Linked DNA regions of Homo sapiens: regions 1 and 3 are each linked to region 2. A link is a contact called in ENCODE Hi-C or POLR2A ChIA-PET data. All regions are on one chromosome and are shown on one strand. The core of a region is the stretch at or near the end of the contact, and the rest is flanking DNA. Distances in the headings are between cores, read along the strand shown. Region 1 holds the start of KRT10-AS1 (KRT10 antisense RNA 1). Region 2 holds the start of ACLY (ATP citrate lyase). Region 3 has its middle 9.9 kb from the start of GSDMA.

The links. Hi-C counts contacts between places; a loop is a spot of excess contacts on that map. ChIA-PET counts read pairs that join two places held with the same protein, here RNA polymerase II (POLR2A). Pooled maps may share reads with other maps.
Region 1: a map with no recorded cell type shows a loop between it and region 2 (9-fold over the local background). The contact joins the promoter of KRT10-AS1 here to the promoter of ACLY in region 2. A Hi-C loop is called at or near these places in 1 of 37 single-sample maps with no recorded cell type and 4 of 50 pooled maps. POLR2A ChIA-PET finds 5 or more read pairs at or near these places in 1 of 52 experiments (PC-9).
Region 3: a loop to region 2 is called in a map of ascending aorta, with 15 times the contacts of the local background. The contact joins the enhancer-like site here to the promoter of ACLY in region 2. A Hi-C loop is called at or near these places in 1 of 168 maps with a recorded cell type or tissue (ascending aorta) and 2 of 50 pooled maps. POLR2A ChIA-PET finds 5 or more read pairs at or near these places in 1 of 52 experiments (B cell).

The regions. Positions count from the first base shown.
Region 1 is chr17:40,817,769-40,821,632 of GRCh38, forward strand. KRT10-AS1 (KRT10 antisense RNA 1) reads left to right here and starts at 1,377. Exons shown (of 3, transcript NR_160888.1): 1 at 1,377-1,440. It overlaps KRT10 (keratin 10), which reads right to left. Exons shown (of 8, transcript NM_000421.5): 2 at 3,267-3,349; 3 at 2,743-2,899; 4 at 2,494-2,655; 5 at 2,281-2,406; 6 at 1,749-1,966; 7 at 1,019-1,393; 8 at 349-714. The coding sequence ends at 708. RefSeq lists an enhancer at 1,887-3,086.
Region 2 is chr17:41,916,612-41,920,655 of GRCh38, forward strand. ACLY (ATP citrate lyase) reads right to left here and starts at 2,340. Exons shown (of 29, transcript NM_001096.3): 1 at 2,269-2,340. RefSeq lists silencers at 1,743-1,982, 2,463-2,722.
Region 3 is chr17:39,951,366-39,954,884 of GRCh38, forward strand. No RefSeq gene overlaps it. Among named protein-coding and RNA genes, the nearest start is that of GSDMA, 9.9 kb to the right of the region's middle. RefSeq lists silencers at 1,412-1,931, 1,972-2,021. Within about 2 kb of position 1,471, at least 16 of the 41 ENCODE cell types and tissues checked have a DNase peak (open chromatin) inside an H3K27ac peak, as active enhancers do; they include ascending aorta, where a contact is called at or near this core.

The sequences.
Region 1 (3,864 bases), core at 127-2,626, 1.1 Mb before region 2:
AGAAGTCAGGTAATTAGAAAATATAAAATTTCCAATTATTATTATTTTGGGGGTTTTATTTGAGATATTCCAGAATTTCCAGGATTGAAATAATTTAAAGCCAGAGAGCTGGGAGCCTTCCACATATTGTGTATCTTAAAGAGTAATATTGGGGATTTACAGACTTTACTCAGTGAATTTACTGACGGTGGTCTGAACATACATGATTAAAAAACTTAGAAAAGGCATGACAATAGTTCTGTCTTCCGAATTTCTGGATACATCAACCTTCAACTGCTATGGGTTACTAATCTTTAATTTTAAAGAGTATTATGTACTTAAGTAAAGATAAATTCTGACAAATTGGGATAGTTTGCATCAGTAAGAAAGTTTATTGAAATTCATTAGTAAATGAGAACAGAAAGTTGTTTTTCTTTCCATTAAAGAACACTTTCTGGTAAAGTGAAAAGAAGAAATACAGAAACCACAAAACACCTTGTAGACACCTTATTTTCAAGGTCTATTTCCATAGACCATCAAGACAGAAGTGTTTTCTTGGAGACTTTGTTTTCCATGCATCTGTAAATAATGGTCTGTGTGAAGGGAGACTCTTTCCTCTTGATGCAGTTTAATAGTAGTGTTTCTTGGTTTCTGATTCAACCATAGATGAAAGAACTCTACCGTCGGGCGCCACCTCTTCAATAATTGTCTTGATTACTCTGGTTTTGTTAGTATCTGTGTGAATGATGGAAAAAAAATTTTAAACAGTCTGTAGGGATCCTTAGTAATTAACAAGCAAATATTGTAAAAAGAAGGAAATTTCAACTTTACATTGTTAAGCCCAAAAAAATGCTTAAGGTATGACATTTTGATCATGCCATTTTTCACGGCTGGTGTTAAGAGTAGTTTGTGAACAAATGCAAACGGAACCGTCTCTAAGATTTTTAATTTTTTAAAACAACTCTAGAGCTTAAAGCGCAAAAAAACCATCACAGGAAGTTAAAACTAATTCTGATTACCCCAGCTAGTTTCTGCTGACCTTGGTCCCTTAGATGAAGACTCGCCCACGGACCCGGAAGAGGAGGACTTGTGGCCTCCGCTGGAGCTGCCGCCGCCGTATCCGCCGCCGGAGCTGCTGCCGCCGCCGGAGCTGCCGCCCCCGTAGCCGCCGCCGCCGCCGCCGGAACTGCCACCACCGTAGCCGCCGCTGGAACTGCCGCCGTGGCCGCCGCTGGAGCTTCCGCCCCCGTAGCCGCCGCCGGAGCTTCCGCCGCCGGAGCTTCCGCCTCCGTAGCCGCCGCCGGAACTGCCGCCGTGGCCGCCGCCGTGGCCGCCGCCGGAGCTTCCGCCGCCGGAGCTTCCGCCGCCGTAGCCGCCGCCGAAACTTCCGCCGCCGCGTCCGCCGCCTCCGGAACTAAACGGGGTGAGGTCACATTCGGTTATCTCTAACGTTGGAAAACGGTGGGTAGCTTTCCAGTTGCCGTTAATTTAGAAAATAAGCAAAACGTGTTGAAAAAATAAAACCCTGCCAGGTATATATTTTAAAACCCATCCTTTGAAAACAATGTTAAGTTCACAGAACTCTTAAGAATCATTTTGGGCCAAATTCATGAGAAAGTGAGATTGCGGTTGCGTACTCCTTTTTCTGTACTCTACCCTCTCTCCTCCCTTCCTCTCATTCTCTGGCATCTTCTTGGGGTTTAGATAAGCCTTGCTATCTGGAATATTGAATAAAAGAAACTGGGATAACTTTTCATTTTAAAATTTACCTTCCCTCTCCTTCTAGCAGGCTGCGGTAGGTTTGAATTTCATTCTCCAGTCGGATCTTAATATCCAGGAGTTGTTGGTATTCAGTATTCTGGCACTCGGTTTCAGCTCGAATCTGTTGCAACTGTTCTTCCAGAGCGGATATCTGGGCCTGAATCTGTGAGAGCTGCACACAGTAGCGACCTTCTGTTTCTGCCAAGGAGGCTTCCAGGGATTGTTTCTGAAACGGATTTTTTTGTGGCTTAGTGACTTCCTTGTTCAGTTGAGTATGGTGACGCTTATTTGATTATTTAGTAAGGCATTATATAGAAGAATAAGAAAATGAACAGAATTTGTTGTATGTTTAATGGCACCATTTCAGTTTCAGCACTTTTAGATCAACACTAGTAGTACTTTTCCTCCATTAACATGAGCTTCACTTTGTTTTCTCTTTCTTACCTCCAACTCTGCATTTTTTTGTTGCATTGCATATTCTTAGGTGAGCATGAAACTTTGTATGATAAAGTTGAAGTCATTTCATGAGAGTTAACATACCAAGGCCAGTTGGGACTGTAGTTCTATCTCCAGAGCTTGTACATTACGTCTCAATTCAGTAATCTCAGATTTATAGCTGGATATCTGTTCAATGTTATTATCAATTTCTGTAGTCAGTTCCTTGCTCTAGAGTATTAAAAACAAGGAAAAGGGTGAGGAAATTCTGAAATGATAAAACCTCCATGAGTTTCACTATAAGGAAGATTACTTTACCTTTTCATTGAACCAGGCTTCAGCATCTTTGCGGTTTTGTTCAGCAAGTTGTTCATATTGGCTTCTCATGTTATTCAGAAGTTGAGTCAGATCAACACCCGGGGCAGCATTCATTTCCACATTCACATCACCAGTGGACACATTTCGAAGGTCTTTCATTTCCTGTTTGAGGAACAGAAAGATTTATTGGCTACACGAGGACCATAATGAACTCTCTTTTGGCTGGGAAAAGTATAACTTTTGTGTCACCTCCTCGTGGTTCTTCTTCAGATAGGCCAGCTCTTCAGTCAGGCTCTCAATTTGCATCTCCAGGTCAGCCTTGGTCAGGGTCAGCTCATCCAGCACCCTACGCAGGCCGTTGATGTCAGCCTCCACGCTCTGGCGCAGAGCTACCTCATTCTCATACCTGAAACAAGCATGATATCAATACTGGTTATAACTTATATAGGGGAGATGTATCTGGGCAGAGACTATTTAAAAAGCAGCTACATAGTTGATCTCATGTAATGGCAATATTTGTCATGTACAGTTCTCTTAGAAGTAATAGTGGTTTAATGGAAAAAACCTTAGCAGTTACTTTAAAATGCATTTTCTTCCTTTAATATTGCCAAAAAGGTAACACTGACATGGAAAATTTCTCAGATAACTCCAATACTATTTAACTTTGGGTGAATTCAGAAAAATGTAAATGTTATTGAGGGCATCCCAAGTCATTGTTAAAAACCACTGATGTATTCGTTGTGATAGTATTATACAACGATCACTTAACTTACTTCAGCCTGAAGTCATCAGCTGCCAGCCTGGCATTGTCGATCTGAAGCAGGATGTTGGCATTATCAGTTGTTAGGTTGAGAATCTGGAGGGAGAGGCACAGTTATTTGAGAAGAGGTCAGATGCAGATATGGCTTTTGTAGTGACATAGATGCACTCTGCACTTTTATGTTGTTCTCTTACAAAATCTTGGGAAAATTTTTTATTTTAAATATGAAATATTGCAGGCTTACCCATATACTTAACTTTGAATTATTTGTTCTCTTGGAATTTCTCCAGTCTTGTATTTCTGTACACGAATTATTCCTTTCTGAAAACTAACTGGAATTATATAGATGTATTCCTGTAAGTGTGCCCTCCTCTTTTAGACTATGTGATTTCCATGTATTTCAGCCATGCTTTGGCTGACTCACACCTGCATTTGTTTAACTCATGATAAATACTAATAAATAAATACACTCTGAACTGGTACACAATAGGTACAATTCAGAAATTCCTTAGAGGCAAGCAGTGTCCCATTTTCATACTGGAAAATTTATTTTTCTTGCCATGTTGGTACTGAATATGGCTTGTTATCAGTCTGAATAACATTTTGTTCTG
Region 2 (4,044 bases), core at 1,090-3,589:
TGATCCACCCACCTCAGCCTCCCAAAGTGCTGGGATTTACAGGCATGAGCCACCACGCCCGGCCTTCAGTGAGGTCTTAAAGTCTCTCTAAGGCAGTGGCTCTTAACCTCTTTGAGGCCTCAGACTCTTCTGAGACTGAAAAAAACCCCAGAAAAAGGTACACAAATCCAATTGTGCATATTGTTTCAAGGTGCTCACCTGTGACAATGATCCGATGGCCCACAGACTGACCACCAGTTAAGAACATTTGCGGCCAGGCACGGTGGCTTGCGCCTGTAATCCCAGCACTTCGGGAGGCCAAGGAGGGCAAATCACGAGGTCAGGAGTTTGAGACCAGCCTGGCCAATATGGTGAAACCCTGTTTCTACTAAAAATACAAAAATTAGCCGGGCGTGGTGGTGCACACCTGTAGCTACTGGGGAGGCTGAGGCAGGAGAATCGCTAGAACCCAGGAGGCGGAGGTTGCAGTGAACCGAGATCCACCACTGCACTCCAGCCTGCCGACAGAGCAAGACTCTGTCTCAAAAAAAAAAAAAAAAAAAAAAGAATATTTGCTCTAGTGGAATCAGCAAATACCTACAAATACCTATCTGGGTTTGGGACCGCTCCCCAGAACGTCTTAGTCTGCCTCCCCAGTAGCTGAATGTGCTGTCAAACAAGTAACAGATGATTGGGCTGAGCTTGGACTCCAGGAACTGTTACTTGGTAACAGCTAAATGTGTAAACCATTTGGGGGAAATCATGCCAAGGAACCTGAAAACACACACATACACACATTCTCTAAGGGAGGGGCCTTATGAGCTGAATGGAGTCTTTCTGCAGACGGGTGAGTGACCCAGGATTGAGTTCACTTTTAGCAGACACTGAGAGAAGCAGCCCACACAGGAGGCTGAATGAAAGAAGCCTGTTCCCCAGAACACGCCCCTGGGACACAGCCAGGGGAAGGGAATCACTGGGGATGCTACTAAGGGTGCCTCTGGGAAAGACAAAAACACTCATTTGAAGGTTAGTATCTGCAGGATTGGGACTTACGTATGTAGGTATTTATTTATTTATTTTTTGAGAAGACAGGCAATCCCTGGAGTAAATTCTAGAGAGGCAGAATTCTGTGAGTGCCCCTTACTGCGGCAGGCATAGTGTCAGAACGGGGATGGAGCCATAAGCTGTCCAGTGTCTGAGGGGTCTTCCCACTACCGCCCCCCAAGCTGTTTAGGAAGGTTTCTAAGAGGTGAAAATCACCCATCTGGGCAAATGAGACCTACCAGCTGTCCCTCACCCCACATTTTAGTTCAGCTGAGCCAGCTGAAAACACAGAGGAAAGTTAAGGGTGGAGAGGAGTAGGCTAGCTGGCCAAACTGTGCTGTGCACTTTTCCTTATCGTCTCTTCCAAAATCCTCTTCCCAGGAAGACCTCCAGGGACCCCATAACGGCAGAACTCGGCACTGCACGGTATCTGCCAAGGTTGGAGACCGCGGCAGGCGCTGGGACTGGCCCATTGCCAGGCTCGACAGGAGGGCGGCGGCAGCATCCTCCAGCCCCTTGAGGACCTTTCCCCGGCCAGACTTGGCGTCAGCTCAAGGGTGGGGTGGCACCCCGGCCATCTGTCACTTAGGGGCTGGACTCGACGATACCTCCAGTGCGAGGAGGGTCCTTGCTGCGAGATTCCAGTCCTCGCGGCGAGACGAGGCGAGGCCTCGGGCACCCTGGGGCAGCCTGGCCCCGCGTGGCCCGCCCCGGAGGCGCGCATAGCTCATTCTCTCCACTTGGGCGTGGAGCTCAATTTTGTACCCACGGAACCAAGAAGGGCCTGAGCCCGGCCAGTGAGGAATCGGAGTGGGACCAGTCGCCACCGCTTTCTCTACTTCCCGTCCCGGCATCCGATGGGGGAACCCGGATGGAGCCAAAAGGCGTCCCGATGAGCCCGAGGAGCCTCGATAGCTGTGCCCGGGAGGGGTGAGGCGCGCCAGGAGGGGGACCATGCAATGTGGCAGAGGCAGAAGAGGCAAGGATGGCGGCAAGCCCCATGCAAACTCCCAGGAACTGGAATATGTGTGTGTCGCGCGGGGGGAGGGGAGGGGCGTCGACACGCGGCCACCGGCCGGGACCCCGGGCGAAGGCTAACCTAAAGCTAAGACCCTCAAAACTTCCGAGCAGGGCGCGTGGGCACCGAGCCCGCGTCGGGGAAGGCGGTTCCGGGTTGGGGGACGGAGGCAGGAAGCTCCTAGGGCGAGCGGGCTCCAGCCAGCGAAAACAGCCTCCCGTGCTCACCTCTGCCGAAGTCCGTGCGCGGCGCTTCTTCCACAGGCCCGACGAACCCCGCAAAATCCGGAGCACCCCAGCAGCCGGTAGCTTCCCGGGATCCGGCTTTTGTCCCGGCCCAGCCGGACTTTTCCCCGCCCCCATCGGCTCGCGGCGAGAACGGCCCCGCGATTGGCCACACGCGTTCCCTAGCCTGAGCGCCAGGGCTCCTCCCAATTCGCTGCTGGCTTGGCTCCGCCCCACGAGGGCGGGCCCCGGGGCCTGCTGGGACTTGTAGTCCCGCTGGCCCATCCACCGCCTCTTGGGAGCCTGCGGGGCCGGGGCGGGGCCCCGGGTGGGGAGATGGGCCGGGCTAGGCTGGGAGGAGAACGCGCGGTGCTGGGGGTTGTGGCCTGATCGCTTGAGGGGCTGGACAGATTGCCACTCGGGGAGTTGGGGGAGGGGCGGGTAGGATTAGCCCAACTGGCTGTAACGCAGCTTTGGGACCTGGAGTACCCTTGCTCCTTCCCTTGGGAGAAACGGACGTCTGCATCTCGGCCGCACCGAATCCGATTGCTTAGACAGTCTCCTTAAGCAGCAGTGTCTGGCAGGCCGCTTTCCTTTAGCACGTGGAGCCTCTCTCCTCCCTGGACTCTCCCCACTGGGCCGATGAGGCAAGGCTGAGCCGAGGCTAACAGAGCATACTTCCCAGTGTGGGATAAGGCAGGGGCCGCGGTAAGCAAGTGGGGCTAGGAGGGTGCAGGCACAGCGCTGTCCGTCCCACTCACCTGCTCGCCTCAGCACGGATCAGGGCGGAGCTAGGAATTCAATGCGAGATTCCAGCGAAGGGCTGGAGCCATCCCAGACAGTCTCTTGTTCCCACCAACCACAGGCTTAGACACTGGAATGAATGAACTGCTGTCTCCCCCTTCTCCATTACCTGAGACAGATCGAATTTTCCAAACCAAAAACTGGGACATCCAATCTGACAGGTGCTGGTGAACTTGTGGGGCAGAATATGTGAAATCAGTCCTGGAAATCAGGACATGTATTTACCACTCTGACATGCTGCAGCCTCCCTCCCTACCTGCACCCCAACCCTGTAGGTCCGGAGCTGCTCCCTAAGCCTAACAGCTGTCTAGCTCCAGGAAGGAGGCCAAAAGCGTCCACTGACCGACTCAGGTGAAGAGGTCAGCCCAGAATGCAGGGAAGCAGCAGGCCTGTCCCCCTGCCAAGCACTTTGGGTCATACTCACACTGCAACAGTGTTGCGACATTTGCAGACAAAATCTTCTCCAAGACCCCCTCCCCCAATCCTGTTGCTGCCAGGAGTAAGGTAACTGAACTTGCTACCCATGCCTGAATCAAGTGTTCCCTGATGATGTCACTTTCTGGTCCCTTCCCTCCCATTCATCTTTTTGAAATAGCAGTTCCTTATCACCTCTCTTCTCTTGTCCTAAAATGGGGGTGGCCAGTCTTGGTGGCTCACACCTGTAATCCCAGCACTTTGGAAGGCCAAGGTGGGGGATCACTTGAGGTCAGGAGTTCAAGACCAACAAGGCAAAACCCCATCTCTACAAAAAATACAAAAATTAGCCAGGCATGGTGGCACACGCCTATAAATCCCAGCTACTCTTGAGGTTGAGGCATGAGAATCGCTTAAACCCGGGAGGTGGAGGTTGCAGTGAGGTGAGATTGCACCACTGCACTCCAACCTGGGTGACAGAGAAGGATTCTATCTCAAAAAAAAAAAAAAAAAAAAAAAGATACACTCCAGGCAAGGCATGCTGTCTCATGCCTGTAATCC
Region 3 (3,519 bases), core at 221-2,720, 2.0 Mb before region 2:
CAGCTGGCGACTCCACCCCCTCCTGGGTCCCTCCCAATCCCTATTCCACATCCCCTGCTGTGTGGCTCCCTAATGCCTGCACCTACGTGTCCCCTCCTGGAGGCAACACTATATATATTGGGTGCAGGGGCGGGTGGGGGTGGGAAGGGACAGAGAAGTCAGAGACAGCCAGTGCCCAGTGCCCCATTTCTTCTTTTTTTTGAGACAGAGTCTCGCCCTTGTTGCCCAGACTGGAGTGCAATGGTGCGATCTTGGCTCACTGCAATCTCCGCCTCCTGGGTTCAAGCAATTCTCCTGCCTCAGCCTCCTGAGTAGCTGGGACTACAGGCGCACACCACCACACCTAGCTAATTTTGTGTTTTTAGTAGAGATGGGAGAGAATCCACGGGGCCCTGTCCCTCTGGGACACACACACACTCCCCTTCCAGTGGAATGAAATAGGAGAGATAGGGAGAGACAGTTTCACCATGTTGGCCAGGCTGGTCTCAAACTCCTGTTCTCATGTGATCCACCTGCCTCAGCCTCCCAAAGTGTTGGGATTACAGGCGTGAGCCACCACACCTGGCCACAGTGCCCCATTTCTGACCTTCACAGACATCCCCCATCCAAGAACAAGAAGCTGAAAATGCCCTCAGAAGGTCAGAGAAGCAGAGGGCTCTTCTCCCCATCCCCAACCCAAAGGTGGACAAAACCTTAGAAGGTGAGAGGGACACAGAGACCCCTTTCCTAAGCAAAGGAAAGAAATCTGTCAAGTCAGCAGCTGAAGCCCAGAGCCCCTTCGCAAGGGAAAGACTTTGGGGTGATGGTGGGTGGGATGCAGAGGGGTCCCCTGGACATTGGCGGGACGTAGTGCTGACTGTGATGGCAGCCACGGGTTTCTTGGGCCTTTTCGGTGCATCCTCCCCGCAAGCCTCCACCACGCTGTTCCAGGTAGGCTGAGGTTAGGCCCACTCAGGGCGGCACCTTGGCGCAGGACACCTCTTCCGTTTGGGCTTTCCGTCCTCGTGATTTCGCTCTCCATCTGACAGTCATCCATGGTGACAGGGTGTGTCCCTTTCCCCTAAACAGGATCCTCAATGCCCATCGGAAAACGTTGTAAGGCGTTGAGCCCCCAACGCCCCCTCACCACAAGACCCTGCTGTGACCATCTTTTCCTGGTGAGGAGAGTCTGCACGGGGGAGCAGGGCGCCATACCCCAGAAAGAAACCTCTGTGCCTGGGAGTGAGGGACTCGCTGAGTAAAGTGAGGTCGAAGAGGGTGGAGAGGGGTAGGGTCCCAGTCACCACTGTCCTGAACCCACAGTTCAGTCCGGGCCCAAGATGGCCCCACAGGAGCACAGGGGGTTTCGGGCGCTGCAGGTGGAGGTGAAGGACCAGCTGCGGTGCGGAAAGGCCTGACCCGGGCGGCAGATCGCCTGCGGAGAGAATGACCGGCTGGGGTGGAGGCGGGGCTGGGGTGGTGTGGGCGTGGCTGGGGAGGCGTGGCTGGTGTGGTAGGCTTAAGCAGTGAGGGCGGGACTGGGGCAGAGGCGGGGTTTGGGCGCTGAGGGCGGGGCTGGGGCTTTGAGGAGGTGGCTGGGGCTGGGGCGAGGCTGGTGCGGAGGCGGGGTTGGGGCGGTGAGGGCGGGGCTGGGGCAGAGGCGGGGCTGGCGGAGTGAAGGCGGGGCTGGGGTGGTGAGGGCGGGGCTGGTGCGGAGGCGGTGCGGGGGAGGTGTGGGTGGGGCTGGGGCCGAGACGGAGTTTGGGCAGTAAGGGCGGGGCTGGTGCGGAGGCTGGGCTGGTGCGGTGAGGGCGGGGCTGGGTGGAGGCGGGGCTGGGGTAGAGGCGGGGCTGGGGCGGGGTGGGCGGAATTGCGGGCTGCGGGGCAGAGATGGTGATGGCGTCCGGGGGGCGGGGCTGGGTGGACGGCCGGACTACAAGGGACGAGAGGCTGGGCTTAAGGTAGCAGGGGGCAGAGCGGATTGCCCAGGGGCGGGGCGGGATCGGGGACAAGGCTCAAGTGCTGAGGACCAGACATGCGCCGGAAGCCCAAGCCCGGCTAGCGAGTAGGAGGGTGGATGGTGGGGGATGATAGGCTAGGCTTAAGATGGCTGAGGGCGGGGATACAAGGTGGTAGGGCCAGAGATGGGCTGGATGGGGCGTGATCGGCCTCCTCCTGGGAGATCTCAGCCCACCTGAGTAGGCTTCTTCCGGCCGCAAGAGAGACTGGGGCCTGGCCCTGATGGAATGGCCATTCTGAGCGTGAAGACCTGCGTCCCCCTCCCTTCAGGAAGCTCCCTGTCTCTCAAATTTCAGGGGGATCATCACTTCCCATCTCTCTGCCAGGTTGATCGAGTTCTGGATCTACAGGAGCCAGTTCTGAGAGGGAGGACTGGGGGTAGGAACGGGGTCTTTGAATGGCTGCGGGACTGCAGGAGACTTCCAGCAACCTCAGCTCCATGTTGGAGGAACATTCTGTACCTGCTGGGTGCTCTGTGTGGTGAGGGTCAGGGATGAGGGTGAGGGCCATCCCTGATGTACCAGGCCTACTAGGTTAGGCCCAATGGTACCAAGCAAGACCTACCACAAAAGTTAAGGGTCCCAGTGCAAAATGAAAATGCAGGACTCCTTGCTACAAAAGTTATTAAGAATTATATTTGGCCAGACGTGGTGGCTCACGCCTGTAATCCCAGCACTTTGGGAGGCCAAGGTGGGGGCCAATCACCTGAGGTCAGGGGTTCGAGACCAGCCTGGCCAACATGGTGAAACCCCCGTCTCTACTAAAGATACAAATTTAGCCAGGTGTTGTGGCACATGCCTATAATCCCAGCTACTTGGGAGGCTGAGGCAGGAGAATCGCTCGAACATGGGAGGCGGAGTTTGCAGTGAGCTGAGACCTCGCCATTGCACTCCAGCCTGGGCAACAAGAGCAAAACTCAAAAAAAAAAAAAATTATATTCAAGACAGTAGCAGCAGAGCATTAAACGAAGCATGGGGCTGTGTGCAACTGCACAGGTTGCATGCCCATGAAGCCAGCCCTGATACCAAGCTACAAGCAGAGTGGGCAGGGTGCAGACCCTATTGTCCCTTCCTCCAAGGAAAAGGCAAGAGGGGCAAGCCCACCTACCATCCCTACGCCAGCTCATTTTTCCCAAAAGGGGAAAAGGGAACATACCATTCCAGGAATCTCCTCTCATCCTCTCCTGGAGGAGAAAAAATGAATCTGCCGCCCACTTCCCCTCCACGGACACACATGGGAGCTAACCCCAGTTCCCAGAGCCACTTTTTTTTTTTTTTTTTTTTTTTGGAGACGGAGTCTCTCTCTGTTGCCCAGGCTGGAGTACAGCAGTGGGATCTCAGCTCACTGCAACCTCTGCCTCCCAGGTTCAAGCAATTCTCCTGCCTCAGCCTCCCGAGTAGCTGGGATTACAGGCATGTACCACCACACCCAGCTAATTTGTGTATTTTTAGTAGATGGGATTTCCCCATCACGGCCAGGTTGGTCTCAAACTCCTGACCTCAAGTGATCCGCTCCCCTCAG